Regions from separate parts of the Homo sapiens genome. Here regions 1, 3, 4 and 5 are each linked to region 2. A link is an interaction called in ENCODE POLR2A ChIA-PET data of the cell type or tissue named here. Cell type or tissue: MCF 10A. All regions are shown on one strand. Links, peaks and the distances in the headings refer to the core of each region. The heading gives the core; the rest is flanking DNA.

What was found. ChIA-PET counts read pairs that join two places held together with the same protein. Peaks named below come from ENCODE experiments on the same cell type or tissue, not always from the same donor. Only the 100,000 strongest peaks of a DNase experiment are listed, where the experiment ranks them.
Region 1: POLR2A ChIA-PET joins it to region 2 with 14 read pairs; 3 of 35 experiments call an interaction of 5 or more read pairs at or near these places.
Region 3: POLR2A ChIA-PET joins it to region 2 with 15 read pairs; 7 of 35 experiments call an interaction of 5 or more read pairs at or near these places.
Region 4: POLR2A ChIA-PET joins it to region 2 with 13 read pairs; 4 of 35 experiments call an interaction of 5 or more read pairs at or near these places.
Region 5: POLR2A ChIA-PET joins it to region 2 with 10 read pairs; 4 of 35 experiments call an interaction of 5 or more read pairs at or near these places.

Annotation. Positions count from the first base shown.
Region 1 is chr6:109,006,216-109,012,633 of GRCh38, forward strand. The region is part of intron 1 of SESN1 (sestrin 1); the gene reads right to left. It also overlaps a transcript of ARMC2 not described here. Among named protein-coding and RNA genes, the nearest start is that of ARMC2-AS1, 85 kb to the left of the region's middle. RefSeq lists a silencer at 3,086-3,465 and enhancers at 3,536-3,585, 3,596-3,715. In MCF 10A, for the core only: no CTCF peak of the experiment used is centred there; DNase peaks (open chromatin) are centred at 2,826 and 3,396.
Region 2 is chr6:108,586,138-108,592,555 of GRCh38, forward strand. All of the region lies in intron 1 of FOXO3 (forkhead box O3), which reads left to right. Among named protein-coding and RNA genes, the nearest start is that of FOXO3, 28 kb to the left of the region's middle. RefSeq lists a silencer at 1,040-1,241. In MCF 10A, for the core only: no CTCF peak of the experiment used is centred there; DNase peaks (open chromatin) are centred at 1,794 and 3,484.
Region 3 is chr6:108,647,063-108,653,480 of GRCh38, forward strand. The region is part of intron 1 of FOXO3 (forkhead box O3); the gene reads left to right. Among named protein-coding and RNA genes, the nearest start is that of FOXO3, 89 kb to the left of the region's middle. In MCF 10A, for the core only: no CTCF peak of the experiment used is centred there; a DNase peak (open chromatin) is centred at 3,899.
Region 4 is chr6:108,686,205-108,692,622 of GRCh38, forward strand. No RefSeq gene overlaps it. Among named protein-coding and RNA genes, the nearest start is that of LINC00222, 62 kb to the right of the region's middle. In MCF 10A, for the core only: no CTCF peak of the experiment used is centred there; DNase peaks (open chromatin) are centred at 3,267 and 3,727.
Region 5 is chr6:108,890,431-108,896,848 of GRCh38, forward strand. It overlaps ARMC2 (armadillo repeat containing 2), which reads left to right. Exons shown (of 18, transcript NM_032131.6): 6 at 4,037-4,113. Among named protein-coding and RNA genes, the nearest start is that of ARMC2-AS1, 30 kb to the right of the region's middle. In MCF 10A, for the core only: a CTCF peak has its summit at 3,153 (motif pointing left); a DNase peak (open chromatin) is centred at 3,121.

The sequences.
Region 1 (6,418 bases), core at 1,338-5,337, 420 kb after region 2:
TTAGATTAATCCTTACCTTAATCTATGAAGCAGGTACTATTATTATCTCCATTTAGCATAACTGATGAAAGCCCTGAGATTTTTTTAATTTTTAAAATTATACTTTAAGTTCTAGGGTACATGTGCACAATGTGCAGGTTTGTTACATATGTATGCATGTGCCATGTTGGTTTGCTGCACCCATTAACTTGTCATTTACATTAGGTATATCTCCTAATGCTATCCCTCCCCCCACCCCCTACCCCACGACAGGCCCCGGTGTGTGATGTTCCCCACCCTGTGTCCAAGGAAAGCCCTGAGATTTGAACCCAAGTATTCTAGCTCAGTCAGTACTAGTGAGTGGTGGAGACGGGGGCTGAATCAATGACATCTGGTTCTAGAGTTGGTATCTTTCATTATTATTCTTTTGAGCCTCTTTAAGACTTCTTGATACCTTGGAGATTCTTACAGATACCACTGTTATTATACAGTAGTAGTCTTGGTTTATAAAAAGTTTCCATTTTCTGGAAAACTCACTTTTGAAACACTTCTTGGTCACATGTTAAATTGGTTACAACTCTTTTCTAGTAGATGCTGATCAAAAAAGGCACTGCGGGTGTTCAATGGGGTGATCATAAGCCAAACTAAATACATTTCATAGCTTCCTATTTAGGTTAATTCAATTATTCCTTCATCTGTAGCTGTAAGAAACTTAACTACAGACTTTGAACAAATTTTGGCCAATCCAGATTCTAGGAGACAGAACTGCCACCAACAAATGGCCTTGTTGAAAAGCAGATGTAGATACTAATCACAGCACTAACCTCACAGGCTCTCTGTGAAGGTGTGGCTGGAAGATTAACATGAGAACAATCTTTTCCCCTCAACAACCTAATAACCATCTTTGAAAGAGACAACAAGTTTCCACCATCACAATATTACTTCTGATGTTTCCTCAATGTATAATGCAAAACACTAATTTTCAGAGTGAAAATTCGTAGTGAATGTTGACAGTAGTACCACAGAAAGACTATGTTTTTATTGTATCACTGTATGAATCAATGTTTGTGTACTGAAAAGTACTGTTCCAGTCAGATGTTTCAAATTTGTGAGATACATTTATGCATCTGTATCAATATCCTTAAGTGAAATAATGAATGAATGACAAGTGCAAAATGAAAGCATTGTTGGCTTACAGTATCTACCCACCTGCAAAATTAGTTGAGAAGTAAAAATACACAAATAATTTGAATCATTTTGTTTTCCTCGCTACACTATTACTGTTGTGATTATCACAACATTCACAGTAATTTTATTTTTTAAATTCAAAAGCAGCATGTGTTTTTTGAAAAACATTTCAACAAGGTAAAGATATGTTATATAAAAAGTGAAAGTTCCCATCCCACTCGCCCTTCTCTGGGAGATTGCCTATAGCTGGGTGCTGGCCTTTCGACATTCAAAAAATTTAAATAGAAATGGAGAGATCTAGAAGTGTTAGAAATATGCCTACTATAGCAAAATGTACTAACAATTATGTTAATATTGTCATTAATACTAATAGGTAATTCAGAAATACTGAAAGTCCAGGTACTTTTTTTTTTTTTTTTTTTTGCCTTCTATGAACTATATTTTAGAAAAAAAACTTACTGACTTTAAGTTACTGCATTTGTAATACTTAGGCCATATTTGTGCCCTATACTTTGCTCAGGAGTTCCGTTTCTTGAAAGTGTTTAATTTAAAAGCATTATGGAAGCTAGCTATTTGAAAGAATTGTGTTATTCTTTTTGTAAAGTGAATAGTTTTCCTATAAAGCATTCCTTCCTAAGTTATCTTCTCACATGTTGGGATGTATTAAAAATGAAATACAACTATACAAAGCTTCCCGGTTTCCTCAACACAATCCCATAAGCGCTGTAACAATATGCAAGCCAAAATCTATTTCTTTATCTTTTAGTTTACAAAGCTATCTTTAGAAATTCTAGATCTGAGCAAGAACCAGGACTCTGCACACAAACATCAGCAGAAATAACAGATCTATTCAAGCATGATGATTGGGGCTCACTTCTACTCAAAAAGAGAAAAGATCTATTATGACCCGCAAACAGAAACTGTAAATGTTAATTCAATACTTTCATACTGTTTTCACTTTTTGGTAAAGTTTCCAAAGCGATACTGTAAGAGATTTTTAAAGATTGTTTTATTATCTGTAAACAAGGAACATCTAATATGTCCATAAATGTTAAAATCTCAAAAAAATATTTGGTGCTTTACAACCTTCATGACAAAGTGTCTTCATTTAAGTTTCTATGAATATACATAGTATACTGATAATAGACTCCATTAAAGAAATCACGAAACCACGTCATTTTAGTGAGTAAAGCTGCAGAAAAAATAATTCACATTTAGATTTCTTGAACTAAGGCAACACTCTGACAGCACCTGATTTCAATCCAAATTTAAGGTTCGAGTTTTACCTAAGGTTACATTAGTAACTTTCAAATGGTTTCCTATTTGCAACCACTTAGAAAAAAACACAAAATGTTACAATTAAGTACCTCTTTCTAAAGGACAATTCAGAAAAGGGATGGCTTAATACGCAAGAGTAAACGCTGTGCATAACGTCATAGAGCTTGCAGGACACACTTATTCCAGGCAACATCATCTCTTCCCTGAGTCAAATGTGTTTTTTTTCTTTCTCTCTCTTTTAAGTAGGAGGCAAAGGGGATGAAGGTGGCTAAATAATCTGTTTTCACAAGACAAGACAATCGAGGGGGCATATCCACAGGCTGTTTCACCCTCAAGACTCGAGGTCTGCTGGATTTCTGACTTGTGGAGACTTGTCCAGACGACAATGTTATTTACGTATTGGAGACTTTCATTTACATGACCGCGGCCGCAGTCTCTCCCAGCTTAGCATTTTCTGCCCAGGGACGACTCACGGTGCGCAGGTCTCCCACCCACCGCAGGCAACCCCTTCCCCCGAGGGGCGCAGGAGGGCCGGGACGCTGCTCCCCGGGAGCCCGCCCTATCTGGGGAGCGTTTTCGGATGCTGACCGGGAGCGACTGTGAGGAGGCAACGTGACCTCCGTGTTGCACAGGGCAGCTCGGCCGGGTGCCCACCCGCCCAGGTACCCAGCGGCCCGCTCAGCCCCTCGCCCAGGTACCTCGTCCTGGTCGCGGCCCCCGCCGCACTGCTTGCAGCCCAGCAGCCCCGAGACCGCCAAAGGGGCCGTGTACGCCTCGTTCGCGGCGGCGGCCAAGCGCATGTCGGCGCGGGGACGGCTGCGGACGCGCGGAGGCGGCGAGCGCTGGGCAGCCGGCCGCGGCTCCTGGCTGCAGCGCCTCAGTCAGCACGGACGGCGGGGGGGCGGGGCGGCGCCGACAAACAAGCCGCGCGGCCCCGCCCCGCGCCCGTCATTTCACCGCCCTGGCGGCCACGCAAGCCAATGCGGGCTCGCGTCCCCGCAAAGCACCGCCCCTCCGGCGCGGAGGCTGGGAACTGGCGGTCTGACGCGGCGAGGTGAAAAATCACCTTGGGGGCCCAGGTTCCCCACGAACAGCTAATTCTCAGGTACGGAATGGGCTCTGGAGGGCCGCGAGGTGAGCGTGCACTGTCAGGAAGGTGCAGCACGAGTCTTCGGGCTTCAGGGACAGGGGAATCTGCCCCCTACACCCCTGCTCGGCCATTTACCTAGAACCAAACAGCAGCCAACCTCGAGACTGATTCTGACAGCACCAGGAGTAATGAAGTTCTCTAAATTCGATAAACTATTGAAATTTCCCTTCTTCCTTTCCCATAATGCCCAAACGACGCTGAATCGGCAGCAGAATGCAGGACTTTGGCCTATAATCAATGCAAAATTCATTTTGCTAAGCTACGTAAAAGCTATAAATATCACTCCCCTACACAGATAATAAACCTTGGTAGCCTATCTCTGAATCGTCTTTTTTCCTCTCAAGTATATTCGAAGGCTTTACAATTTCTAATATTCCTTCATAAGCGCCCTCCCTGGGTTATAAAGACAGAATTTCAATCTCTGAAATCGGATGAGGAACTTGGGAAAATACAGGTTACAAAGGAGAAAAACAACTGACATTGTTGGGCCCAGAACCCAGATCCCTCCAGTCCTGTGTCAGTACTATTTCTTTACATAACTCTATTCTCTCTCTTTAAAAGAAACAAATTCCTAAATTAGATCTCTTTTTGCATGTTTATGCTGTTTTCAAAGCTTAAGTGCTCAGGTTAAAAAACAAAAAAAGTTGGAACATTCTGACAAGGAAACAAGTGGAATTTATAGCAGTAGTTATGGCCACAGAACAGGACTCATAAATGAAAATAAGTTTCAGTCTTAGAAGTGACGCTACCGTGTCTCAGTGAAAACTAAGTTACTCTTTTAGCTCTTCAACTATCATGTTTAAAGTGGCATGTCAAAATGGTTACTTTTTATTTATCTCCTAATAAATAAGATAAATGATATATGTTCTCTATACTGCTTTTAAAAAATAGCTAATGCACCCAAAATATTTTTTACTGGTCAAAAGAAGCAATATTGAGTTAATGTCGATATAGAAGAAAAGGCTACAGAGGCTTCCAAGCTCTCATCCACTGAGCACAGCCACAAAAACAAACAGTACAATCAAATGCCCACTCAGCCGTAAGCAAATACAAAAACAAAACAAACCCAGTACATCATGCAATTTGCAGCAATATGACATACCCTGCAAGATAAACTGGTTGTAAATGAATGAGTTGGACACATAAATGCACTTGATGTATGGGATTGTGAGCTGCAAAAGCTAGTTAGGTAGAAGTATGTGAAAAATGATGACTCTGGTTCTAGAAGAGTTGAGGTATGATTTTATTTCTGAAGGAATCACAGTTTTAGTTGTCTAGTAGGGCATAATCTTAGTTATGACATTTGTAAAATGAAGAATGCTTATCTTTCCATTTTCTAATGAGAGGCAAGGGAAAAGCATGCATTCAGTTAAATCAAAAGTGGCTTAAAATAAGTAAATGCAAGTGAAAACTGCTAACTGCATGCATATAGTAGGCTGATACTTAGTGCTTGATAAATATTTATTGAAGAAATATTTCAGATATACTGAAATTGTATAGGAAGCTCCAATTAGGATTCCTTTTTCCCCCAGATAGTTTCAAATTATTATTTAATGCTGCCTTATGTGAAAAGAAAAATAATTTTAATTTAATATTCTAATTTAGTGGTTTATGGAGAACCTTCAAGCCATTAAATGTCAAGATTCCTTTATGGTCTCTATAAAGACTGACCTAAATTCCTCAAAGAGTACTAATTTCTTGTTCTCTGCTATAGAGCACTAGAGTGAATTAGTCACTCTATTCTCCAACATAAAAAGGTTGCCTCCAAATAAATTTACAGTAACCAAGAGTTCCAACAAATGTATTTTTAAAATTTTTTTTCTTTTTTTTTTTTTTTGAGACAGAGTCTCGCTCTGTCAGCCAGGATGAGTGCAGTGGCATTATCACAGTTCACTGCAGCCTTGACCTCCAGGGCTCAAGTGATCCTCCCACCTCAGCCTCCTGAGTAGCTGGCACTACAGGCAGAGGCCACCACACCCGGCTACTTTTTAAATTTTTTGTAGAGATAGGGTCTCATTATGTTGTCTAGGCTGGTCTCAAATTCCTGGACTCAAGCAATTTTCCCGCCTTTGCCTCCCAAAGTGCTGGGATTACAGGTGTGAGCCACCACACCCAGCCCAATAAATGTATTAATTAACCTGCATCTATCATTGTGCAGATTTAACTTTTGAAATGTTTTGTTTCAAACAATTCAATAAAAAGTATTTTCCAAGGATTTCGAAGGTAGGCCTGATGTTCTGAAGGTGCTGCTCCTCTCAACCTCTAGGGCTGAGCACATACAGGCATGCGATAAACATCTGCTGAAAAGATGAACATCCTGAACACAGAACAGTGATTACAAAGGGCTGTGTTTTTGATATTTACCACAGGTTGTCAGTACAGGCCAGAGCTACCTTACAAAGTCTGCTATTTAAACATTTAATTTTGATATTTCTTTTTTTTTTTTTTTTGAGACGGAGTCTCGCTCTGTCGCCCAGGCTGGAGTGCAGTGGTACGAACTTGGCTCAGGAAGAATCCTGACATTTAATCCAAGAAGTAATAGTAATTCTGAAATATTTCCTTTCTTTTAAAAAGATTTTGGTCAACTTACTCAACTGTATCAAAGTGAGGTTCATTGCCTCTACATCTGTCCTTAGCAGTAATGCACTCAGCCTTATTTTTCTGAAGAGCAAGCTGATAATCTATGTAAAAGCAGAGTGGTGTCAAATGACTTGATTTTAACAGAGAACTATGAAATATTAGGGGACTCTGCACTTGGAATGGTGGTTCAAGATAGGCTTCCTGAAGGAAAAAGACACCTGAGCTACAGCTTAGAGTATTAGT
Region 2 (6,418 bases), core at 1,629-5,628:
TTATAAAAATATGTGCAGTATTAAGAGATGAAGCCTGAGGGTGAAGGACAACATAGTACTTGACAGGCACCAGAATTAGGTGACACATTTCACTCTTGAGTTTCATAGCAGCTGGAGCAAAAAGGGACATAAGATTAGCTTCCAAACTTATGTTATGCCTTTAAATGAAAACAGAAGTAGCGTGGCTTTTTCTGTTACTTAGAAACTTTTTCTCTTGGGACATCATAAAGAGAACACTGATCTAATAAACGACATTCTCCTGCTTGAAACTTGGTTCTCTGAGGTAATGAGCCAGTCCATTAGTTTCAGTGTACCTTCCTCAGTGATGTATCTATGTTCATCTATCTGGCCTTGTGAATATTTTTTTGACGTAACATGAGCTAGACTGAGTATGAATGGCTCCAAACTTAGGAGTGACTAGGATTTACAGATGAAGCAGTATGGATCAGTTTCTTTGGGAAGGTTCTTGGAGGACCCTATGGGAGGAAACCCTGGACAGGTAGGAAAACTGAGGAAGCAGAAGAGAAGGGCAGAAGACAAAAACCCTGGCATAAGAAATTGTCAATACTGAGAAGTGGCAGGGACGTAGCAGAAGGGGATGGTTGAGGGGAAGACCAGGGGGCTGGTATGTAGTTGGTCCCCAACAGCAGTGTATTGGTGTACTCGACCCTCCAGTGTGATTCTGGGCATGAGACAAGACTCTTGTTCTCATGAAGCAGGGCATCAGGGAATGGGAGTTGGTGAGGAAATTACATTAACATTTATTGAGCACCATTCTCACTATAAACCTGAACGTAAATATTATTATTATTATTATTATTATTATTATTATTATTATTATTATTATTATTTTAGTAGAGATGAGGCCTTGCTGTGTTGCCTAGACTGGTCTTGAACTCCTGGGCTCAAGCAATCCTCTCACCTTGGCCTCTCAAAGTGCCTCTCAAAGGTGTGAGCCACCATGCCCAGCCTATTCGTTTTTAATTTCTGAAGAAACTGAGGCTAACAGCTGGGTCTGGCCCATGACTGGTTCAGTTGGTATTTGGTGGACCAAGTTGACCAAGCTCACCCAGCTTCTGAGTGACAGAGTGAATATAAACCCAGCCTGCTCACTCCATTTCCTAGTTTTCTCACCTCTACCAGGGTCTCTGTTGCTCACAAGAGCTCAGGGCTGGGAGAAGCCTCTGTGTGACAGATGAAGGGGTCCTGCTGCTCTCTAGGGAAGAATCGGTCCCAAATTGCTCAAGGGAGTAAGGTGGTTTCGTTGAGGAGCATCAGCTAGGGGGATTGATGGGAATAGGTGTCAGGCAGCCAGTGGAAATTTTGTGTGCCCACCTGTGGCACATGTATTATGCAAATTCATGCAAAAATATATATATGTGTATGTGTGCACACACAAATACACACACACACGCCCCACACACTTGTTCTACGGCTTGCTTTTGAAGTGAGAGCCCCGGCTCAGTGTTGGCCTTGTTTTTTCTCCCCTTCGTTTTAGACCAGTCTGTGTTCCTGCAAACAGACAAGGCATTGTTTAAAGTACAATGTACTCTCCTGCTTTTGCATTGTCATCAGAAACCCTTGGCAAAATGTTTAATTTTTCTCACAGAGGTTATCTGTACTTACTTGACTTCCCTGATGGTACATTTGGTTCTGGAACCTGGAACTTTTCTTTTGCCCACCTGTATTGTGTTAAGTCAGCCATAGGACACACATAAATATTTTTATAGAAAACTTAAGGATTCTTTCGCTTTGAGATGACTCAGACCCATGTTTCCAAACTGGGACATGCACTAGAGAAGGGCTCCCCCATCCTCCCTCCTCCTCTAGCTTCTTGTCTGTGTAGCGTCCTTCCTAATACCCACTGTTTGCAGTCAGGCAAAAGGAACGTGCTTCCTAAGTGTAAGCTTCCATCTAAAAATGAACATAATTTCAAAGGCAACTTTAAGTTAACAGCTCTAAGTTCTGTGATAATCTGCTAACAGTTGCATTGCTTATGATCTCATTTACGAATGTGTTTTATCATCTTTAAGTTGATAAGTTCAAGAAAGGTACATAAAGTGTGTGTTGTTTTTTAATTATTTTGAACTATTCAGTATATTGAAAAATTCAATTTTTGTTTTTCTCTGCATTTGGGCTTGTTCCTTTTGCTAGTTTTCTGATTGATTTGCATAGACCATTGACTGGATGTTGTATTTTTTTTTTCTCAAAGCTAAACTGTATGAAAAATCAAGACTTAAAAAAGGTAAATGGAGGCAGTTGCACAATTACATTTGTTTAATGAGCTTTTACATTTTAAAACTTTTAATTAATGTTATACTATTTCAGAAATTCAACTGTAGTTATAAAATTATAAAGAATGCATTTGTTATTTAAAGTGAGATATGCGTGCAGACACACAGACCATGGTCTTCCCTTCTTCCTCTGGTCTACTGCTTCTGCCTTATATCCCCTAGATTCCTTCTCACTCCCCAAAAGGCAGAGGTTAAGAAGAAAGTTAAAATATCAAGACACACTAAACTGTTTTTGTGGTGAGTCAAGCTGCAGTGCCTCGCTGACTGGGAAACAATGGGCTGGGCCTCCTAGAATATAGTAGGCTGGAGAAACAGAAAATACAGCTTGACTGGGCCTTGCCCTCTCACTCCAAGCCTCAACAGGATGCTAGAGCTTTAGCATGCTTTCTGCTGTGCTGGGATTATTTTCTGCAACTAGACAAAAAACCCACAAAACTCCACATGGTTTGTTCTCAAGCAACTGGAATATGGAAAGGCTTGAAGGAATACTTACACTTTTTGATGGAAGGTAATGACCTTAGTTCTTCAGTATTTATTAGGTAAGCATGGGTTCTGCAGTATAGCATTTAAAAATTCATGTTCCTCAGGGTTTCCTAAGACAAAATAGAGTGTGTTTGGTCCAGTGTGATGGAGAAGTTTGATGCAAATCCGTCTTAAGGAGGAGAATGGAGGCTGTCATGGAGTCCTGTGGACTGTTTCGCAAGTAGTTGTTTTCCATGTTCCAGTTTTACTTAACTTCAGAAAATTATTGTTTTTGAAAATAAAGAAAAAATCTAAGTGGTAGAGAGAAATATAGGCTGTATTTAAACTGGCCTTTATAATTTTTCCTGGGCACACGCAGCCCACATTTTGGAGCTCTGTGACATAAGCACCCCCTGCCCCGGAGCTGGGAGTCTTGACCGGGCCAGGCCTTGGCTGCCCTGGGCTACACAGACACAAGCACAACCCGAATCTTTGTTTACTTCCTCTCCAAGTGCTGGGGACATTCAGTACTAAGAAGGACTGTGTGCTTGCACAAACACTCCTGCCAGCATTCTCTCAGCCCTGCCATTCCTGACTGTCTTGGAAAGTTCTTCGTTTAAGGCAGGCTTTTGTTCTTAGAGTGCATGCATTATTCCCCAGTCAGGCAGCCTTTTCCGGGTTTCCAGTGCAGACTTGCAGGTCCACTCCCCTGCAGCCTAGCCCAGGGGTGGAACCTTAGCTTTAGTTGCCATTAAGAGCAGGAGGAGGAGTTAGGCAGGGGTGACTGGCTGTTCATGTGAGTTCCTGTGACTGATGTCTCTGAAGAAACCAATGCCTTCTTCAGATCCTTATGGGAAATTTAGGGGACTTTTGGATTACACAGTGTTGCCTTTTGCTGATTCTAAGATAGAGCCTTCCAATTGTAAGTATGTTAAAAACACACAACTATTTCCTACTGAATGTTAGTCAAGCTAAAGAGTGAATCTGCAATTTCATGAATAATCAAAACAAAAGCATGCTGCCAGGATGAACTGTTGCAAGAGCAGGTGCTATTTTTTTCCAGAAACTTTTTTATCCTCGATCACGTTATGGGTATTAAGAGAGTTATTCTTAAAGGATATCATGTTCAGTGCAATGTCTTAATAGAAAAACCTTAAACATAAGTATGCAGGCAAACACAGGTACATAGCTGTATAAAGTTAAATATGAAGACTGGAATTCATTAATAGGATTTAATTTAAATCTTTTTTTTTTTTTGAGATGGCTTTACTCTGTCATGCAGGCTGGAGTGCAGTGGCATGCTCACTGCAGACTGGAACTCCTGGGCTCAAAGGATCCTGCCACCTCAGCCTCCTGAGTAGTTGGAACTACAAGCGTGAGCCACCACACCCAGCACCCACCTTTTTTTGAGAAATAATACAGATTGAGCATCCCTAATTTGAAAATTTGAAATCCAAAATGCTCCAAAATCTGAAACTTTTTGAGCGTTGACATGACACTACAAGTGGGAAATTTCACATCCAATCTCATGTAAGGGGTTGCAGTCAAAACTTTGTTCTGTGCACGAAATTATTTAAAATACTAAATGAAATTATCTTCAGGCTATGTGTATGAGGTGTGTATGAAACATAAGTGAATTTCCTGTTTAAACCTGGGTCGTATCCCTAAGATATTTTATTATGTATATGCAAATATTCCAAAATCTGAAGAAATCTGAAATCTGAAACACTTCCAGGTAATTTGGATGAGGGATACTCAACCTGTACTCAAATTAGAGGAAAGAAAAGAAGTAATGGATAGACAAAAGAAAAGTACTTATTTAGAGTTTACAATGGCCAAGAATTAGGAATGAAGAATTGAGACTGATGTTCTTGTCAGAATTTTGGATGCCTTGCTTGCAAATATGGTTTTAAAAATATGCAACTTTTCTCATTTTAGTATTGGGATTGTGGCGCTTTTTTGAGCCTCATATGACAGCTTTCAGATTGGAGATAACGTTAGAGCTCATCCTAGCTCAGCTGCCTCCCCTGACAGCAGACGAAACTGAGGCCCAGCACTTGGTGGTGGGCTCAGAGTGCCAAACTAGTTAATGAGGCAGAGTAGACAGGCAACAGCCTTCTCATGTAGGTAGGCCTCATCCTTTAGAAGATGTTGCTGCCTGCCCTTGTGACTTGTAAAGATCTGTTTGAAGCATGAGTAAGGAGATGGGGGCTCAGGAGTGTTACAGCATTTCACATCTCAGGTGTAGCTGGGACTTATCGGGTGACCTTTTAGAAACTGTTTATTTTCATTTTTGTACCCCACATTGGGATAAGTATGGTCCACTGACATTGAGAATAACCAGGCCTGTTGTAGACAGCCAGCCATCCTGAAACTACTAGGTTTATACTTCTTACCTGTTAGAACAGAGTTTCCCAAGTTGTATTCCCTTGGAAACACTAGCAGTCGTGCATCATTTGGGCAGTTAGGTTACACAAAATTTAAATGGTCTATTTATTTTCTTTTCCAGACAGAACTCAGGGCAGTCCCACCTCAAGGGAAATCTCATTACATCCTTCTGATGGTGGGGTAGCTGGGAGTCAGCATGAAATCCAAAATTCTAAATCATCGGGAAAAAGCAGAAGGGTTGGAACCCAAATTAAACTGAAGTCCTAAATAAAGTTCACTTTTCGGTCAGGCATTCAGGAAGCAGCACGTGAAAATTTGCTTGGATACAGTTTCCTCATAGTTCTTCAGCAGCTTGAAATAACATCTTGAGCTGGCTGTAAACAAAACATCTCAAGTTATCGTTTTTCTTTCCATTTGATTGAGCCAGTTATTGTATAGGGAGGTGACACAAAACAAAACTTCGTGTTTCTGAAGCCGAGATTTTGGGATTGTACTTTATGCAAAGTTACTTATAAGTTCTGATTACTTTGAGAGAAAAATATTACAGTATCCTTAGGAAGTTTTATGTATTTGTTTTAAAGCTAAGCACCACCCTCTTTTTAGTTAAAAAAAAAAAAAAGTTTGGAAAATAGTGACATGTCAGTACAAAGGGAATACTGCTCTACAATAAGAAGGAACACGCCACAGATACATAGCATGGATGAATGTCAAAAACATTGTGAGAGAAAAATGCCTGAACAGGAGAGTAACTATTGTTTGATTCCATTTCTGTGGAATTCTAGAAAAGGCAAAACTAACTTATGGCAACAGGAAGCAGATCAGCGATTGCCAGGGGTGATGGGGATTGGAGGAGGTTGACTGCAAAAGGGCAGAAGGGAACTTTTCAGGGAAATATGAAATGTTTTATATCTTAATTGTGGTGGTGCTTACACTGGTGTAAATATATTTGCCCAAATTCGTGTAAGCATATGCTTAAAATGGGTGCAGTTTTTTGTATGTAAGTTACACCTCATAAAGTTGATTTGAACCGAAAAAAGGGGTTAGAAAAGGCTGTGGTTGGAATTTTTTGTGTAACTTAAGGCCAAATAGTCCATTTACGCCAGTTTTTACAGTATTGTAAGCTATGCCCTTTGTGTTCACATTTCTTCAGTTACTCCTTTATTCGTCATCACTTAGGAGACTTTGCATCTCATCTGCCTTCCTCCTAGCTCCATGATTTGAGCAATAGAAGTTCTTGGCTTTCAGGAACCTCACAGTTCTTGTTAGTCATAAGC
Region 3 (6,418 bases), core at 1,619-5,618, 61 kb after region 2:
GAGTTTTAAAATGTCCAAGTAGTATTTAAATTTTAAACCTTACTTTTTTCTGTTTTTAAACCTCATATATGAATTTAGACAGACAAACTAAAACCTGTTTACTATAGTAAGAATACCTCACTGTAGCTTAAATTGGTGTTTTTAAAATGATGGCTTTGGCCAAATTCTTTGGCAGCTACCCTAGACTGGAAGCATTAAAAATTGATTACTTGCAAGTTGTTGCTAATAGTTCCTTATTTCTGCAGGCCTTGCCACTCAGCCCAAACTGGGGTCCCTGCATAATGTTTATTGTAGCTGGAGTGCTGTGCTGGTGTCCTGCTGCCTAAGTGGAGTGAGTTGACCCTAATTTACTCCTGGATGCCTGCATTCTTTTCCATGCATGTCCACAAATAGCATCACAGCAAATTAACAGAATTTTCTGATTGATGTAGGGAGAAACCAAAGAAGGCCTGTGTTTGGTGGCCAAAACACCACACAGTATGAGCAGAGTGGAACTACTGGCCCATTTTATAGCATTCTAATTGATAATTATCAAAGAGCACATTATTTGACCATGTGGCAACAATCCAGTATCATTTCAGAGGTACTAGACATGTAGATGTCCGTGAACACCATAGTGAATATACCCCCTCCTTTTGCCAAAATTGAAATAGGTTATCCAAGAGGAAAGGGGAGGGAAAAGAAAATACCAATTTCCTCTTTACAAAACTGTGGCAAATGAGATGTCATAAAATTCTGTATTTCATGATAAAGCCTCCTGGCTCATCATTAATAAGCTAGAAAATTAACTCTTTTTTTGGAAACTTGGAGAGAGTCTATAAATGTCATCGTATGTGTTTGCTGTTGGTTCACAGGCAATGCCTAGTCCATTTTCCTTCACAGAGATCTAAAGCTACTAAATACTGTCAGAAGAAAGAAGAAAATTTATGTGGGAGAGCTAAGTGGAAAGAGGAGGGAATCCTAGGTGTCTACATTCACGACACTTTACAACAGCAAAGTCACTGTGGCGAGGGGAGAGACCTGGAAGCACCTCTGCCAAGGTAAAATTGAGGGCAGTCCATAGACAAGTCGAAGAACTGAGGAGAAATGTTTCCTGGCCCAGGACTCCATAATGGAATCTGTCTGGACCCTGCAGAAACTCAGTACTGTTAGGACTGCCTTGAGATGAGGCAGCCCAGTTGTCAGGGAGATGGGAGTAGGAATGGACATAAGGTGTCTGTTCTTGTATTGGTGGAAGAGGAAGGTAAAAAGAAATAAACCTAAACCTGCTGCTCACTTAGCTCTATTTCCCACAAGCAAACCGCAACATTGAGTAACAGCTGAAAAAGATGGTGACTAATGTAGATGAAACACTGAAAATGACTCTCTGGGGGTCTTCTCACCCCTGCTCCCTTTGATTAATGGTTTATTGTCGTAAAGCCTTAAGGGTCGTTGGCAGAGCCAGGTCAGAGCATTCAGAGTGCTGGAGCCATGTATGTCTGCCTCTCTTGCTTTTTGTTTCTCATCCTATTATCTTGTATTCCTTCTTATTTTACATAGGAGAAGAGAAGAAAGATGGCTAGAGATGATCATTGCCCAATTTTATCTTTCATGGTTAAGGAAATAATCAGTTCACAAGCTAAAGCAGTGGACTGTCAAGAATGGCAAAGTGGCCAGGCACAGTGGCTCACACCTGTAATCCCAGCACTTTGGAAGGCTGAGGTAGGAGGTTCGCTTGAGGCCTGGAGTTTGAGACCAGCCTGGAAAACATAGTGAGACCCCATCTCTACAAAAAAAAATAAAAAATTAGTGAAGTGTAGGGGCGCACACCTGTGTTTCCAGCTTCTCAGGAAGCTGAGGTAGGAGGATCACTTGAGCCCAGGAGCTCAAGGCTGCAGTGAACTGTGGTTATACCACTGCACTCCAGTGCGTTCCAGCCTGGGTAACAGAGTGGGAACCTATCTCTTAAAAAAAAAAAAAAAAAAAAAAAAAGGACTACAAGTGTCTCAGATTTGCCCCTACCAGACGCCAAACTCTTGGGTCAGAGGCAAAGGGATCTGTTATTCTCTCATGGCACAGCAGCCAGCATGAGCAGTAGTCTATTTTGCATTGGTTCTTCCTTGCCCCCGAATCCCACAGGGGTGACATAGATAGGCCCAGGTTGATGGCTGCACATGTAGTGGGTTGTGCAGGAACCTTGAGCTTAGGGATCTTAAATCATTTGTAATAGGCAGTAAGTATGTCTGCCCTTTGCTCTGGAGGGAGACACTATGACTACCTTTCAAGGCTGCTCACTGTGCAGATGAAAGATAGTCCTACCTTGAAAGATAGTCTAGAACAAAGACCCGTCAGTACTTTGCTTGACAAAGCAAAGACATTCAGTAACACAAGAAACCCCTGGCAAATTGTTCTCCAAATGGAGATTTGTTAATCTTATAAGTAGCTGATATCCCTAGTTCACCACCACCCTCAGCTTTTTTTTTTTTTTTTTTTTTTTTTTGAGATGGGGGTCTCACTGTGTTGCCCAAGCTGGAATGCAGTGACATGATCTTGGCTCATGGCAACCTCCACTTCCCAGGCTCAAGCCGTTTGTCTGCCTCTGCCTCCTAAAGTGCTGGGATTACAGGTGTGAGCCCTGTGCCTGGCCCCTACTTCCCTTTCTATCCACAAATTAATATCAGGACTCAGCTGTCTTTCTTCAGAAAACTCCTTAGTTTATAGCTGTTTGAAAGGATCTGATGAGCTTGTGTCTAGAGAAACAGCTAACATTCCACATAATGCCTCAGAGAGTTGTGTGTTACTTGACGTTTGTTGTGTGTTACTTTGAACCTGAAAATGGCTCAGAAACATCTGTTTCTTCATATTTGTCCTCCCTTGTCTTGATGTGAAGGGATTACTCTCAATGGCCCCCATATATTTAATGATTTGTTAATCCTTAGGGAAAGACCTAGTACCTGATCGTATTATGAGCCCACACATCGTTCCCATTAGCAAATGAAAAACCTGACTAAAGGGAAAGGGCTGGAAATTTCAGGAGGACCAAGTTAAAGAGTTCCAGAAAGTTTGGGGAGATAATCCAAGGGCTGACCCTGCCAACTCAGACTTAACCAAGGAGGTAGTTATAAGGTCAGGGGTCCTGCATCCTCAGGAATGCCCTTAGAGTCACTGACTGCTAATATGGTGGGACCAGTGAGCCCTGGAGCACAGGGACACGTGCTGGTTGAGGAGTGGGCTCACCCTCCAACTCTCCACCGTATTCTGACCCCTCCCTCTTAGACTCTTCTGTCTCCTCCAGCCACAAGCAGGGTCTAAAAGAACTGTTTCCTACGTTCTTTTAGCCCCTGAGGCACCCAGTTATAGGAATTTTCTATTTCTACTGTGTGTTCAGCTTTTATAGTCTCTTGCATGACTGTCCTTGCCAGTTAATACTATTTCTCCTGCCCTTTGGGTGATAGATATTACACTACTGATGCTTGTATTTCCAGTTTCTTAAGTGCTTTCAAGTTTACCTAGCATGTACATGAAGTAGATTAGAGCCTGCTACAATAAAATACTGCATTTCTGTTATGGCCTTTAGAAAAACTATGATTTTATCTCATGTGCATTCAGTCTGCTTCATTCATCATAGTTTAGGGGTAGTGCTAATAATTAACTTACACATTTGGGAACACCCTAGATTTTAAGTTAGAATACAGGGGTATCTGAGTGGCTCAGTGAATGTTTTTTCAGAAAAATGCAATCAGTGCCTAGTTCTTTAGTTACTGGAAATGTCCTTTCTTTATTTGATCTTTTTTTGTGAACTTTTGAGCTTTCTGATGCTCATCTGTGTGTGTAATTAGCACCCAGGAGTGTCGTGGAATAAATAGTTGACTTGGTCAGCATTTCATAATACCATTATATTGGTCATCAGCCGCTTTTGCATCCTGTGGTTTTGAACAAGAAAAAAAAATCTTGCAAAACCACTATGGTGAAATACTGAATATGCAGATGAGGTATAGGTTAAAGAAGGCAGTCCCTCGGGAGGCTCCTCATTAGAGCTGAATTTCAGTGAGGTGTGGAGGGGACAGAAGATACTATTAGCCCAAGTCATTTTACAGAATTGACTGCATCGTACTCTTTATTTCCGTACAGAAAATATACATCAATTGTTTTGTTTGCAGTAGCCAACATGGGGTATTCTGGTGTGTAGCATTTACTTTCTCTGCTTCTTTCACTGGTAACACCTTGATTTACAGTGACTATTAGGATAATTAACATTGACACTTGGAAGATAGCCTGCTTCCAAATGCATGCACACTTGTCTGTTTTATAAATGCTAACCCAAACTTTTTCCTTTCCTAGCTGAAAAATGTGTCTCCACTCCTTCCAATCTTTCCAGGGTGTGGGCCTGTGCGTAGCTGTGTGACTGTGCCCACACACTGGCATATATTTCAGAGCTACCAAAAAGAAATCAGTTGCTCTTGAAATAACAAGACAAAAAGGAACGGTTTTTCTGAGCCATAACATCTGAAGAGCTAGAAGCAGTTGTGTTTGTATGTGTGACGCTAAAGCCAGTAAATTTCATGTGAAGGAAGGGATTGTAAACTAAGAACAGAAAAGCAGTTTTCCTGGATTTCAGATGTCAAACTCTCAAGCTGTTTAACTCACCCACTCAGCACCTCCACATCCATCCCTGTAATGTGCTTGCATTGTCAGTGATTTGTTTCTGCAGGTTTTGATGCCAGAAGACAAATAATAAAATAGTAGGCATATGTAACCTTAAAGCAGTTTTCTACCAGAGTTTTTGATTGAGGTTAAACAGAAGTATCCTGATCACGTCGTCAGTTGGCAGGCAAAAGGCATCATATTTTAAGATTCACATAGTTTTAGAGCAAGCTCATCTTTTCTGGCTCAATAATAAACTAATTACATGTTTTAAATAGTATAGAGCTGAGTCCCTGTTTCAGATTAAGCCTCATAATAGCAAGGGCCAGGCACTAGCAGACATTTGCTTGATGTTTCTGGCTTGAGGATCCGTAACGTGGTGCCAGCTGTTTTAGGGCCTGAATAGGCCTGCCAGGGACAGCCAGGTGATATTGGCTTGACGTAGTCACAGGCTAATTCTCCCAGAACACAGAAGCCTCCAGACGTGCCACCAAGGAAAGCCTGGATATGTAGAAGTTCAGTTTATGGCTATAGTAATATTTGGGCATTCCCCAAAATAGTGATCCCAGTTCAGGTTAGGACATGATAGTAGTGTCCCTTTGAGGTCTGTCTGAGAAAAGGTGTCATTTCTAAAAAATTAGTGTTAGCAGATGGGCAGATGTGGCTCCAACAAGGCTTGCTTCATGGCTTATCATTTTTCCACATTTTCCATCCCTTTCATAAGCCTAGGGACCACATGCTGAACATTTAATTGAATCACACAGATTTTGTAGTCTTTAAAGCTTCTTATTCCTTGGTCACTTGTTAGTGGTGCCTCCCTCCTTGGTCAGTTTGGTGACTTCAGAAGGAAATACACAGTGCAGTGGTGAGAGCTTCACTTTTGAAGTTAGCCTCAGGCTTGATTTCTAGCACCACCACCCACTAGACAAATTGCTTAACCTTTCTGCACCTCAGTTTCCTCCTGACAGGCTTGTTTAGAAAATAAAATGAGATCAAATTTGTCAAGCACAGAGCATTGGCCCTGGTAGGCACCACATACATGAATTTCCTTCAGATTGTAGGTGAAGTAGACTTGATTTGGGATTTCTCTTGTTACCTAGGTGCTTGTGTAGAGGAGACTTTAGAACCAGAATGTGTTATTTGTGGTTTTGAGTGTGCCTGGGACTCTGAGCCAACTGAATTACCAAGTAATGGGGGCCCCATGGCATCCCATGACAGGTGGAGAGCCGGCTCTTCACCCTGGATGGACCTGAAATGCCTGCTAAGGCCTTGCTCCACCGAGTAGCACACACCCTATCAGTTTGCCCTTCTTTCCATCTCTTATTCTAGAGACCTTAAAGCCTACTTGTTGGTATATATTTTCAGGTTTTTGGAAATTGGGCTGTTTAATTGAAGTTAATACCAGTGATGAGACTTTTCAACCTGAGAACAACCTAGATGCTACTTCACATTTTGCAGTGGAAGCTTACTTCCATCTTCACTCATGTAGGACATTCTTTGGTCTCAATGTTTTATCACATCTCATGTTAAAGTATAATTCAGGTCTATTTTGTGGCTCCTGCCCCCTTCCCATTAATTCAATGGTTAAACAGATACAATTTTTTGACCCCCTACTATGTACCAGGCCCTCTGCCGGGTGCTAAAGCTATAGTAAAACATGGTATCTGGTTTAAAGAGCCAGACTGCACCCTGCATTTTATCTTTGCTATTAGTGTGCTAATCCAGACATTGGTACTAATGTTCTCTTTCTGGGTGGTGGGTTACACCTCAAGGCCAGGTGGTGTGAGTCTGTCTC
Region 4 (6,418 bases), core at 1,091-5,090, 100 kb after region 2:
GAGCTGCTTGCAGCCCTGTGGTGGGAGCCAGCAGGGGAGAGTATTTGAGGGGTGGAAGTGAGAGAGAGGCACTCAGAAAAGGGGCCCACTCCAGCTCTGCTTTCCTCTCCATCAAAGAAAAGCAGTGGCGCTGGGCCCAGAGGAACAGACACATTTGGAGCAGGAGGAAGAGTCCTTTCCCCCGGATTTTCCTAATTCAAAAGCCGAAAGAGGAAGACTGTCAGCAATGTTTAAGACTGGAAGAAAATTAGATTATGTGTGTGCACGCATGTGTGTGTGTAGTTCTGCCTACCAACCATCACATAGTAATGGCTCAGAACTGTTGGGGTTTGCCTACCTTCTCTGAGGACTTGCTAGAAACACATGACAAACATCTCCACTCACACTTTGGGAGGAGAAATCCCAATGCCCTGCTAGTATTGGCACAGGATCTCTTCTGTGCATCCTATGATCATTCCTCCACCAGCACTCGTGTGTGCCAGGCGCTGTGCTTGTGTTGGTGAGATGAGTTGAAGGGGCTGAGCTGAAGTGTGTAGGCCTGTTGGCATGAACTTGAGCACCTGAGTCCCTTGAATGCTGCTAAGGATAGGATGGAGGGACAGAGGAAGTTAACATTTGAGCTAAAAGGCAGAAATGAATCAGGCTTTCTGGCTGAAGTGATGAATTCCAAAGACAGGAAGGATTGGAACATGCTCAGGAAACTGAGAGGTGAGCTTGTTTGGGATTTAAAGAGCTCAAAGAAGGCGAGAAGTCAGGCAAGAAAAGAAGGCTGCCCGGAAACTCGAGACCAAGGAGCTTGGAGTTTGCGATTGAGCATGGGAAACTAGCAGGGTGGTGGCCTAGTCAGAGCTGGCCTTTGGGAAGGGCCCCAGGGCACACTGTAGGAATGGATTCTAGAAGGAAGATGAAGAAATGAGAAAGCATGGTAATTCTAGAACTGTTCTCTCAACCAGGCACCCACAGAGAGATGTTTATGTGCCCCACTGGAAAGGCGGAGAAAACTGCTTCAGGTTTCAGGTGACCAACTCAGCTCTCCCAGCCACAGGCCCTGGAGATCGCCCTAAGGGCTAAGGGAGCCATAGCTCACACCCCTGCAACTTTCCAACCAAGTTGGGAAGCTCTGATCTGGAAGAAATGATAAATTTGGTAATGGGTTAAGTCTAGAGGAGGGAGGCAAGGGCGTTTGGATTTCAACTCTTCACCTGGTGTACCATTTTATCAAAGTGGGAGTGTATTATACTTAGATAAATATAGCTTCTAAAAACCTATTGGGAGAGGCTGGCTTTGACTCAGACTGGAGGGAGTAAGGAGTAAGATGGGAGAAGGGTATTGGGGAGTAGAAGTAGAAGTGATGAGGTGACTATACTGTTGAAGGAATCTCACTGACGAATAGTATTGTTACAAATTTGTATCTCCATCACCTTGGGTTTCCTTAACTTCCTCCTATCAACATCTTGGATATCATAGTATAGGAAGTACCTAATCAGAAGAAAGGAATATTATGCATCTATCAAAACAATAATTATGAAAACTATGCATATATGTAAAAAAACACTCATTTTGGACACATGCTTAGAAGGGTAATTATTGCTTTTATATTGTAACCTTGTATGTTGATATATAAGAATAAAAGCAAAATACAAGTAATACGTAGTAGTATAAAACTGGCTGGGAGAAGTGCTAAAAGGTAAAATGTAAAAATAATTCTTGTGTCCTGGACTCTGTGGTCCTCACTACTGGACTCAGGCCCTTGGTATTGCCACCAGAGTTGGATAGTGTATGAGCTACACCTGAGCCCCAGCAGTGAGGGATCAGGAAGACATGGCCCCCTCAGTAGGGGAGGAGGGAGGGACTCTTCCTCCCACTAAGGTGCACCCAGTGGATAACTCCAAGTAGGAAGGGAGTTCTCATGCTGGGACATGCCCTCAAAATGACACATGTCCATTGTAGGAGGACAATTGAGTCATGGCATTTTGTCACAAAATTGTTTTCATTTTGTTGCACTTTGTTTTAAAATTAATATCTTGAAAGGTAGTGCATTCACACGATTCAAAAGCCAGAAAGCATGAAAAGACACACACTGGGAATGTTTTCCTCCCATCTTTGTCCTCTTATCTGCTTAGTTCCTCCCACCCCAGAATTCCTTACGTTTCCTTCCAGAATGTCTTATGTACCTACAAGTAATAAAAACACAGATTCTTATTTTCCCCTCTTATTACACAAAATGTACATCATACACGCTGTATATACACAGGCATCTTGCTTTTTAAATGATTTTCCCCAAGATGGAGGAGATTTTAATACATAGAAAGCTTCCTCATTCTTTTTATAGTTACATAGTATTCCATTGTATTAATTTGTCATAATTGATTTAACCAGTAGTCCCCTGTTGATAGATACTGGACATTGGATTGTTTGCAGATGTTTGCTATTACCGGCCACACTACAACTAGTAACCTTATACATTTGTTATTTCATACATGTGCAAGAATCTTTGTAGAATTAATGCCCAAACATGGAATTGCTGGGTCAAAGGGTATATACATTTTTAAAACTTTATTTCAGTCGTTTTTGGGGAACAGGTGGTTTTTGGTTACATGAAGTTCTTTAGTGGTGATTTCTGAGATTTTGGTGCATCTGTCACAAAGGGTATATACATTTGATCAAGGTTGACCAAATTGTCCTCCAGTGTGCCAGTTCACCACTCACACCAATCATGTAGGAAAATCTCATATTTTTGATATTTTAAAAATGCAGTTGTAGCACAGTGGCTCACCTTTGTAATCCCAGCTCTTTGGGAGGCCCAGTGGGAGGATAGCTTGAGGCCAGGACTTACAGTGAGCTATGATCACGCTGCTGCACTCCAGCCTGGACAACAGAGCAAGACCCGGTGTCTAAAAAAAATTTTTTTTTAATGAAGAGCCCAGGCTTAGGAATCAGACCAGGCTTTTTCCTTGCAAATGAAATAAAATTGCAAATCTGTTTTTCCTCTCTCCCTCCAAACTTTTTTGTTTTAAGCCTGTTCCTAAGGTAAGGAGGGCCTGAACTGCTGAGAAGGAGGGGTGGAGGATGGGAGGGAGGCTCAGGAGGTTTGGGGAGGCAGAAGGCCTCAGGTGATTTCCACACACAGAAGAGTCATGCCAACAACTTGTCCATCCAGTCTGGCCACAGACTCCACCCCTCACACCACCAGCTTGGACCGCCCAGCTTCAGGGTCAGAAGCCTGACCTCACAGCTGCGCTCCTTCACCTCCCACAATTCCAGAGGGGAGCTGTCACCCCGAAGGAAACAAGTCTGGTCTTCTTGGCCCCAAACCACACACCCAGACCTATTCATAGCGAGATTGCACAACCTGCTGGAGGACAGCCCAGCCGGGCATGGGAGAGCAGCCCTCCTCCTGTGCCAGGCCCTGGCCCTCGGGTGCCCCTGGGTGAGCCTGTGCCAGCTTTCAGAGCAGAGCTGTTCCTATAGTGGGGGGCCTCAAGGGTCTGATTGGCTCCTCCTCCCAAGTGGGAGAACTTGCTTCTCCAAAGGAGAAGCGCTCACGCCACCCGCCCACTGCCCCACTGTGCAGGTTGACACCTGGTTGGAGGGCTCACTCTCATTAGTGCACACAGAAGCCAGAAGGCAGACTGTTACAGAAGAGGAAGCTATGTCACAGAAGACACTCTTTACGTCTCTGTGGGGAGCAGTGCCATGGAGCGGGGAAAGGAGACTCAACTTGGGAATGGGACAGACCTCAATTTGAACCCAGCCCTGCAGTGCATTAGTAGAATGGTGACATGTGAGTCAGTTGCCTTCTCTGGGCCTCTGTCTTCTCGTTTATGAAATGGAAACAGGGCTGCCTGTCTTGCAGGGTTGGGAGGCTCCCATGAGAACACGCCCCGGAAGTATCTGTAGCATACTTCAAGCAGGTCAGGAGCAAGCCCTTCATCAACGTCCTCTTCTCTTTAAACACATCTCATTGGCCCACACTCCATGGGTTGTTTTTTTTTTTAGTCTTGTAAAACATACAAAATTAATCTGACATTAATGAACCTCATCAGTATAATTAGATTGCAAAGTAATTAAAAAAATGAAAGGTAACCAACTTGTAAGGTTTTTCTGCTCTTACTATTTTCCTTGATGTTCTTCAGGACCTGTTGACAGCAACCGTGCTCATGGTCAGCTGCTTCCATTCTATGTCCTGTAGAATCACTGTCATGAACACCAAGAACTCAAACGGCAAGAGAGGGTGGGAAGACTTGTTTCTAGTCCTGACTCTGCCACTGAAAGCTGTGTGTCCTTGAGTGAGTCATTTCCCTCTCCCTGGTCCACTTCATGAACATTCCATACTTTTTAAGGGGTCATGATGCATGAGCCCAGAAAGGGAGCACACACTTTACGAACTACAAAGCAAGAAACAGAAACAGAACCACAGACACTGCTTTGAGTCAGTAAGTTGGCAAATGTGAATATATTCATTTTCCAGAGGGGAAACTCGGATCCAAAGTGGACTCAAAGGTTCATTGTTACTTGCTGTAACCTGCCCTTCAGCCTGCCCCAGGCCTCCAAAGCTGACACTTATGGCCATGGAACCCTGTTGGGAGAGTTAGGGTAGAGGATGCATCTGATAGGATAGGGAAAGAAATGGAGAAAGGGGAAAGGATGGAAAAGAGGAAGAGGACTTGGAGATGGAGGAGGAGTGGGGAGGATGGGTGTGGCAAGGGATTGGAGAGAAAACAGCATTTCAGAGGAGGTGGTGCACCCTACACAGATGTTTGCGCTAGAACCCGCTGGTGTTACATTGAGTCTCTCCAGTTTCTTCCTAAAGAAGTGAAATGATACAGGGGCCTGTGGTGGCCCAGCTGGAAGGTCTTTCTGATGAAGACAGGAGGCCAGAGTGATTTGCTGCTAGTTTGAAGGGGGCAGGAAGTAGTGACAGCCTGGAATCCACCTGTGTGAGGCAGGGAAACTGTCCCCTGGGGTGTGTGTATGTGTGTGTGTGAGAGCGAGAGAGAGAGAGAGAGAGAGAGAGAGAGAGAGAGAGGAGGGGAGGGGAGGGGAGGGGAGGGGAGAGGAGAGGAGGCCTCTGATGTTGCCGTCTCTTGATCAGTGCAGATGGCATTTCCACAGCAAACCCCTCCTGCCCAGGGCACTGTTGTGGCCCTCCCAGGTGTTTGGATAAGAGTTTAATTAAGAACCTACCAGGGTGGTCTGAAGCTTAATTGCTATGCTTGTGCCTCCCTGAGTGTAAAGGTTCAAGCCACCCCTCCTCAGCTTGGCCATGCCCAGGGCTTGCTCCACCTCTGGGGGAGTAAAAACATCTTCCCTGAGTGGTGGAGCCACCACTTGGCCTGATTTAGTACAATTAGGTTCTTTTTGATGGAAGCCAGTTGTTAAGTGCAGAACTCAAAGCAATTGAAGTTTTTTGTATAGTATAAATGCACAGTGAAAAAGCAATCTTTTGAGAGGGCATGTGGATTGTGGCTTGTAGCCCCCCTGATATGGTAAGAAGCATATGGACTTTAGACATATGCTAAGACGTAGTTATAGGGTCTTATCTCTCTGAGTTTCGGGGTCCTTGATGTTTCATAGAGGATAATGATAGTATCTCCCTTGAGGATTAGAATTAGTGCATGCAAAGCCCCTATCTGTTTATTCACCCTGTAATTCAACATGTATTTATTGAGGGTCTACTGTGTGCCAGCACTGTGCTAGAATTAATGGTTAAACTCAAGCTTTAGAAAAAGAAAAGGAAGGTGATGGATAGGCTTCTTTCTGACTTTGCCTGTGCAACCGCAGGTAAGTTACCTAACCCCTTGAGTTTCTGTTTTCTTATCTGCAAAATAGGGACAATAATAACCCTACCTTGTTGTGTTATTGAGAGGATTAAGTGAGATGATGCATGGACAGCCCTTGAGGCAGAATCTGGCACATAGCAAGTGCTTGATAAGCTTAGCTATATTTATTAGGACATTGGAATTGCTCAATAAATTATAGACCATAGATTTTGTAATTAGGTTTCTAAAATGTAGCCACTATGCCCTATCCAAAGCCAAAGGAAAGCAGATTTTTCAAAATGTGGTCTTTAGATCATGTGTATCAGGAAAGCCTGAGGGAGCTTGTTAAAAATTCAGATTCCTTGGGCCCATCCTAGAAGTACTGAGTCTGAATCTGACAGGGCCTAAAATTCTGCCTTTTCAAACACTGTCTCCCATGATTCTGAAGTACACTCAAGTTTTGGAATCCCTGAGGGTCAAAGGTAAAAATGCCCATCCATTTGAGAATATCCCCCGTGTAGGCAGAATAATGCCCCCACCCTGCAAGGATGTCCATATCCTAGTCCCCGGAGCCTGTGAATGTGTTGGGCTGCATAGCAAGGAGGAGTTGAAATTGCTAATCAACAGACACTTGTGAAAAATAAGGAGATTATGTA
Region 5 (6,418 bases), core at 1,061-5,060, 300 kb after region 2:
ATGAGGAAACCAGGCTCAGCGCAGTGGCTCACACCTGTAATCCTAGCAATTTGGGAGGCCGAGATGGGAGGATTGCTTGAGGCCAGGAATTTTAGACCAGCCTGGTCAACATAGCAAGCTCCCCATCTCTATTTAAAAAAAAAAATTAATGATGAGGAAACCAAAGCTAAGTAGTTCACCCAAGATCACAATGCTGATAAAAGTTAGACCCAGGACCCAAACTCAGGCAGCTTGGCTTCAGAACCTACATATACCCACCACAACGTAAGGATCACGTAGAACAGCACTTAATACCAGTCCTGTGCTCTTTTTTTATTTCTAACATTATTGTTACTTTTTTAAAATTATATTTTAAGTTCTGGGATGCATGTGCAGAAAGTGCAGTTTCATAGGTATACATGTGCCATGGTGGTTTGCTGCACCCATCAGCCCATCGTCTACATTAGGTATTTCTCCTAATGCTATCCCTCCCCTAGCCCCCCACCCCCCGACAGGCCCCAGTGTGTGATGTGCCCCTCTCTGTGTTCATGTGTTCTCATTGTTCAACTCCCACTTATGAGTGAGAACATGCAGTGTTTGGTTTTCTGTTCTTGTGTTTGCTGAGAATGATGGTTTCCAGCTTCATCCATGTCACTGCAAAGTACACGAACTCATCCTTTTTTATGGCCGCATACTATTCCATGGTGTATATGTGCCACATTTTCTTTATTCAGCCTATCATTGATGGACATTTGGGTTGGTTCCAAGTTTTTGCTATTGTGAACAGTGCTGCAATATGCATACGTGTGCATGTGTCATTATAGTAGAATGATTTATAATCCTTTGGGTATATACCCAGTAATGGGATCGCTGGGTCAAATGGTATTTCTGGTTCTAGATCCTTGAGGAATTGCCACACTGTCTTCCACAATGGTTGAACTAATTTACACTCCCACCAACAGTGTAAAAGCATTCCTATTTCTCCACATCCTCTCCAGCATTTACTGTTTCCTGACTTTTTAATGATTGCCATTCTACCTGGAGTGAGATGATATCTCATTGTGGTTTTGATTTGCATTTCTCTAATGACCAGTGATGATGAGCTTTTTAAAATATATTTGTTGGCCGCATAAATGTCTTCTTTTGAGAAGTGTCTGTTCATATCCTTCATCCACTTTTTGATGGAATTTTTTTTTCTTGTAAATTTGTTTAGTTCTTTGTAGATTCTGGATATTAGCCCTTTGTCAGATGGATAGACTGCAAACATTTTCTCCTATTCTGTAGGTTGCTTGTTCACTCTGATGATAGTTTCTTTTGCTGTGCAGAAGCTCTTTAGTTTAATTAGATCCCATTTGTCAATTTTGGCTTTTGTTGCCATTGCTTTTGTTGTTTTAGTCATGAAGTCTTTGCCCATGCCTATGTCCTGAATGGTATTGCCTAGGTTTTCTTCTAGGGTTTTTATGGTTTTAGGTCTTATGTTTAAGTCTTTAATCCATCTTGAGTTAATTAGTTCTGTGCTCTGCTTGAGAACTGGGAGACCCAGCACTGCTAAGCATTTGCATATAAGAAGGACACTTCATTTTTTCCCCTAGAAGTGGGGATACATGCGTGTGGTATTTATGTAGGCAACCTCATCACTGACCATGACTTGAGGGAGAGTGGACCAGTGACTTTGGAAGCCCATTAGTTGAAAAGTATCTTGCTTGATTTTAATAGTTGTGTAGGGCAGGTGTATGTATTGAAAGCAAGGCCTTGTCCCTAGTCTCAAACCTTCTTGTTATTTCTAGGAGTGATAAATATGAGAACTTCCTTGGCTCCACACCCTGACAAACTTGGTATTTTACCTTTTTGCAAGGTTGATTCTTTTATTTCTGCCTTCTTTGAGAGGTCCCTGTCCCCGTAGCCATTTTCGATTGGCTAGTGACATTTGCTATCGTATTTTTATTATGTACAAATAAAGCAGTTATTTCTGAATATTAATTAGACAATTTTTGGAAAATTGACTTCATCTTTTTCCTATTTTATGATTAAAGGAAGTGTTAAGTGTTTAAAAAAAAAATGGGGTGGCTGGTGGGCGCCATGGCTCACACCTGTTATCCCAGCATTTTGGGAGGCCGAGGCAGGCGGATCACCTGAGGTTGGGAGTTTGAGACCAGCCTGACCAACATGGAGAAACCCCATCTCTACTAAAAATACAAAATTAGCCAGGCATGGTGGCACACGCCTGTAATCCCAGCTACTCGGGAGGCTGAGGCAGGAGAATCCCTTGGACCTGGGAGGCGGAAGTTGGGGTGAGCCGAGATCACGCCATTGCACTCCAGCCTGGGCAACAAGAGTGAAACTCCATCTCAAAAAAAAAAAAAAAAAAGGTGGGGGGAACATGTTAATGAAGTAAAAAATGGTATTTGGAGAAGCTAATCTTCAGGGCGGTAGGAAAGGCCAAGGGCTAAGCTGCAACATGGCATAGTCACTGGGGGGCTCACTACACAGGAAGGAGAAGCCACGGGCACATACAGATGTTCACAGGGACTATCACATGTATAAGCCTTCTTTGTGAGTTTTTTGGAGCAACTATTATATTTGATGGACAAAAAGAAATTTTGATATAAAACTTGCACTCTTCTTTTCCTGGTGTTTTTTTACCTTGGAATTTTGTGCACATATTTAAAAGTAAGTACTTCTAAGTGTCAGCTCTGGCTAAAGAGAAGCTGTATCCTTCAGAGATGTTCTCTACATTAAATAAAACTTTTTAAAAACCTGAGCATGTAATCCTGCTGTTGGCCAGCCACTGCTCTTTTATTTGGAATACAAAATATTTATCATCTGGGGACTGTCCAAATTTATTTTCAGTTTTTTAATGTTTAAAATATTTCTAAAAATAAATATTGTCAGAGAATATTAATTTAATTTTAAAAATGGAATCAGGGCACATTTTTATGTAGTGGAAAGAGAAGCAAATTTGTAAATTATGAGACCTAAGTTCCAAATCTGTCTTTACTGTGTGACCTTGGGCACATCTGGCCAGCTGGGACAGTTTCTTTATCTGCAGGGATCGGGGAAGGGAGGAAGAGAGAAAAAGAGACAGAGGTCTTTCCCAGCTCCCAAAGGCTAAGCTTTTGTAATCCAAGCATCCCAGAGTTCTTTCTTATTGTAACAGTGACCCCTTGTGGTATATATCCTTAACCAATTTTGTTTTGATTTGCAAAGTAAACTGGATTTTTTGTTCTTTCTAGTAACTGTATTTCATGTTGTTAGGCAAATATGACTTGTTTTAAAAAGATAAATCTTACCGGGAAATCAAAGGTAAATTAAAGCAGCATATAGAGGCCAGGGGTGGTGGCCCATGCCTGTAATCCCAGCACTTTGGGAGGCTGAGGCGGGCAGATCGCCTGAGGTCAGGAGTTTGAGAACAGCCTGGCCAACATGGCGAAACCCCCGTCTCTACTAAAAATACAAAAATTATCCGGGCATGGTGGCATGTGCCTGTAATCCCAGCTACTGGGGAGGCTCAGGCAGGTTGCAGTGAGCTGAGATCGCACCACTGCACTCTAGCCTGAGCAACAGGGCAAGACTTCGTCTCAAAAACACAAAAACAAAAACAAAAAAAACCCACATATAGAGCACCAAACCCCATCTTTTAAACAATTCTCGATGGTTTCTTCAGAAACTGTATATCGGCTGGACACAGTGGCTCACTCCTATAATACTAGCATTTTGGGAGGCTGAGGCAGGAGGATCACTTGAGACCAGGAATCACCAGCCTGGACAACATAGTGAGACCCTGTCTCTACAAAATATTTTTTAAAAATAACCAGGCATAGTGGCATGTGCCTGTAGTTCTGGCTACTCGGGAGCCTGGGGTGGGAGGCTCACTTGTGCCAAGGAGTTTGAGGCTGCAGTGAGCTATGATCACAGCACCACTGTTCTCTAGCCTGGATGACAGAGTGAGACCTATCTCAAAATAATAAATAAGAAACTGTATATAGCAGACTCTTGTCATTTACAAAATTAGAAGTGTTTTCATGTTTGCGCTGAGTGTTTTATGTATTCCTCCTAGGGACCAGGGGAAGAGACATGCGAGGGCCTCATCATGCCCCAGTAGCTCAGACCTGAGCAGGCTGCAAACCAAAGCAGGTGAGGGGTCCCCACACTCCTTCATCTACAGCATCTCCACTTGAAGGAAAGATGTTTGCACTGAAGATATCTATGTTGGCCACTGGAAACTTAAGGAAGTTTGTCCAATTTGGTCACAAATCAACATTTATTTTTATACATTTTTATTATATTCATACAATGTTACCATCTTACCACTACCCAACTCTGATGCCTCAAACATCTATAGATGACAGTCTTTTTTTTTTTTTTTTTTTTTTTTGAGATGGAGTCTTGCTCTGTCGCCCAGGCTGGAGTGCAGTGGTGCAATCTCGGCTCACTGCAAGCTCCACCTCCCAGGTTCATGCCATTCTCCTGCCTCAGCCTCCTGAGTAGCTGGGACTACAGGCGCCCGCCACCACGCCTGGCTAATTTTTTGTATTTTTAGTAGAGACGAGCTTTCATTGTTTTAGCCAGGATGGTCTCAATCTCCTGACCTCGTGATCCGCCTGCCTCAGCCTTCCAAAGTGCTGGGATTACAGGGGTGAGCCACCACGCCCGGCCTAGATGACAGTCTTAATGGTTTTATAGAAATCATTTTGTAAAAGCATTTGGAAAGTTGCAAAACTTGACATTAACATAGTTCTTGGGTTCAAAGCTTGAGTTCAAGGCATTGCTTGGCTGGGCATGGTGGCTCACGCCTGTAATCCCAGCACTTTGGGAGACTGAGGCAGGCGGATCACTTGAGGTCAGGAGTTCAAGACCAGCCTGGCCAACATCATGAAACCCCATCTCTACCAAAAAAAAATAATAATAATACAAAAATTAGCTACGCATGGTGGGAGGGAGTGGGGCACCTGTAATCCCAACTACTTGGGAGGCTGAGGCAGCAGAATCACTTGAACCCAGGAGATGGAGTTTGCAGTGAGTCTAGACCACGCCGCTGCACTCCAGCCTGGGCGACAGAGCGAGACTCATCTCAAAAAAAAAAAAAAAAAAAGATAATTGCTCACTTAAATGAAACTATATTAACTTTATTAAGACCGTCCTTTGGGCCTTTAAAGTGTTTGAGAAAATATATAACAATATAAACCACAGTCTAGAAATGATACAAAATGTATTCATGCAATAGAATATAGTTGTCACAAAAGTGAACTCATGGGCTTTTGTAATATTGTAATATTGAGTAAATTCAGTACAAACATAATATGAGATGAAACAAGTTGCAAAAGCAAAGACATATATTGTTTATGGATACACAGCCATGTGGTAAGCATGCGAAGTCAAGTGTAGTCATAGTAACCAGTGGATTTAGGATGGTGGTAACCCCTAGAGGGAGAGGAGGAGGGGAATGGATGCAGGGAGCCACATATCTGTAATGTTTCATTTCTTTAAAATAAGGGAAAGGATAAAAATATGGCAAAATGTTAATATCTGACCAAACTAGTGTGGGGTACACTGATGTCTGTTATATTCTTCATATATTTTTGTACCCATGAGATTTTACAATACTAAATAGTAGATTTTAAAAATTCTTATCTTCAAAATTTAGTTTTTTATCAATAAAATGACTTCTGTGTCATTGGGAATTTCTTTACTCAGGAAAATCTTAGATATACTAATTTCTGAGCCAGCATAGTTGCTAAGGATTTTACATTTACGTGCTAAAAACATCAGCCAATCCAAACATTGTGTCAGGTTTTTGTGTCCAGAACTCAAAGCTGTGGTTAACAACTATAACCACTGAGACAGCAAAATCTTCAAAAACATGCTGAAATTTTTGCTTGACTTACCCAATTTCCTGTTGAATCATAATGTTTATATTTAGCAAACTGTGAACCTAGATGAAAGTGCTTTCTAAAATATTAGATTGTTGCCCAAGATTGAAACAACCTTATTATTATTTGTGTGTTTGTGTGTATCTTAAAAAGCAATTATATGATTCCATGCTTCATTTTCTAGAGTAACTCAGGGATTGTGTATAAAATGGAGGCAGGAGGAGGCCCAGCGTGAATGAAGAGGTGGAAAGGCTGTAGCCAGACACAACTGTGCCCTTTGAAATTCCTGGGAGAGGGTTGGAAGGAAACCCTCATACCAGTGACTGAGTAACTTTGGTTCTGAGAAGAAGCAAATCTCAGAAACATTCAGAAGGGCCCGTAAGGGTTAAATAAATTGTTCTGTGATTTCTGATTCACCCCTATAATTCAGCTCTTTCTGGGGTGAATAAGTTATCCATTTTATTTGTCCTGAAAAACAGGTTGATAGTCATGGTTTCTCATAGAAGTTCTCTATTAAGCAGCATATTGCATAGGAGGTAAAAAATGCAGACTTGAACTTATTGGACTCA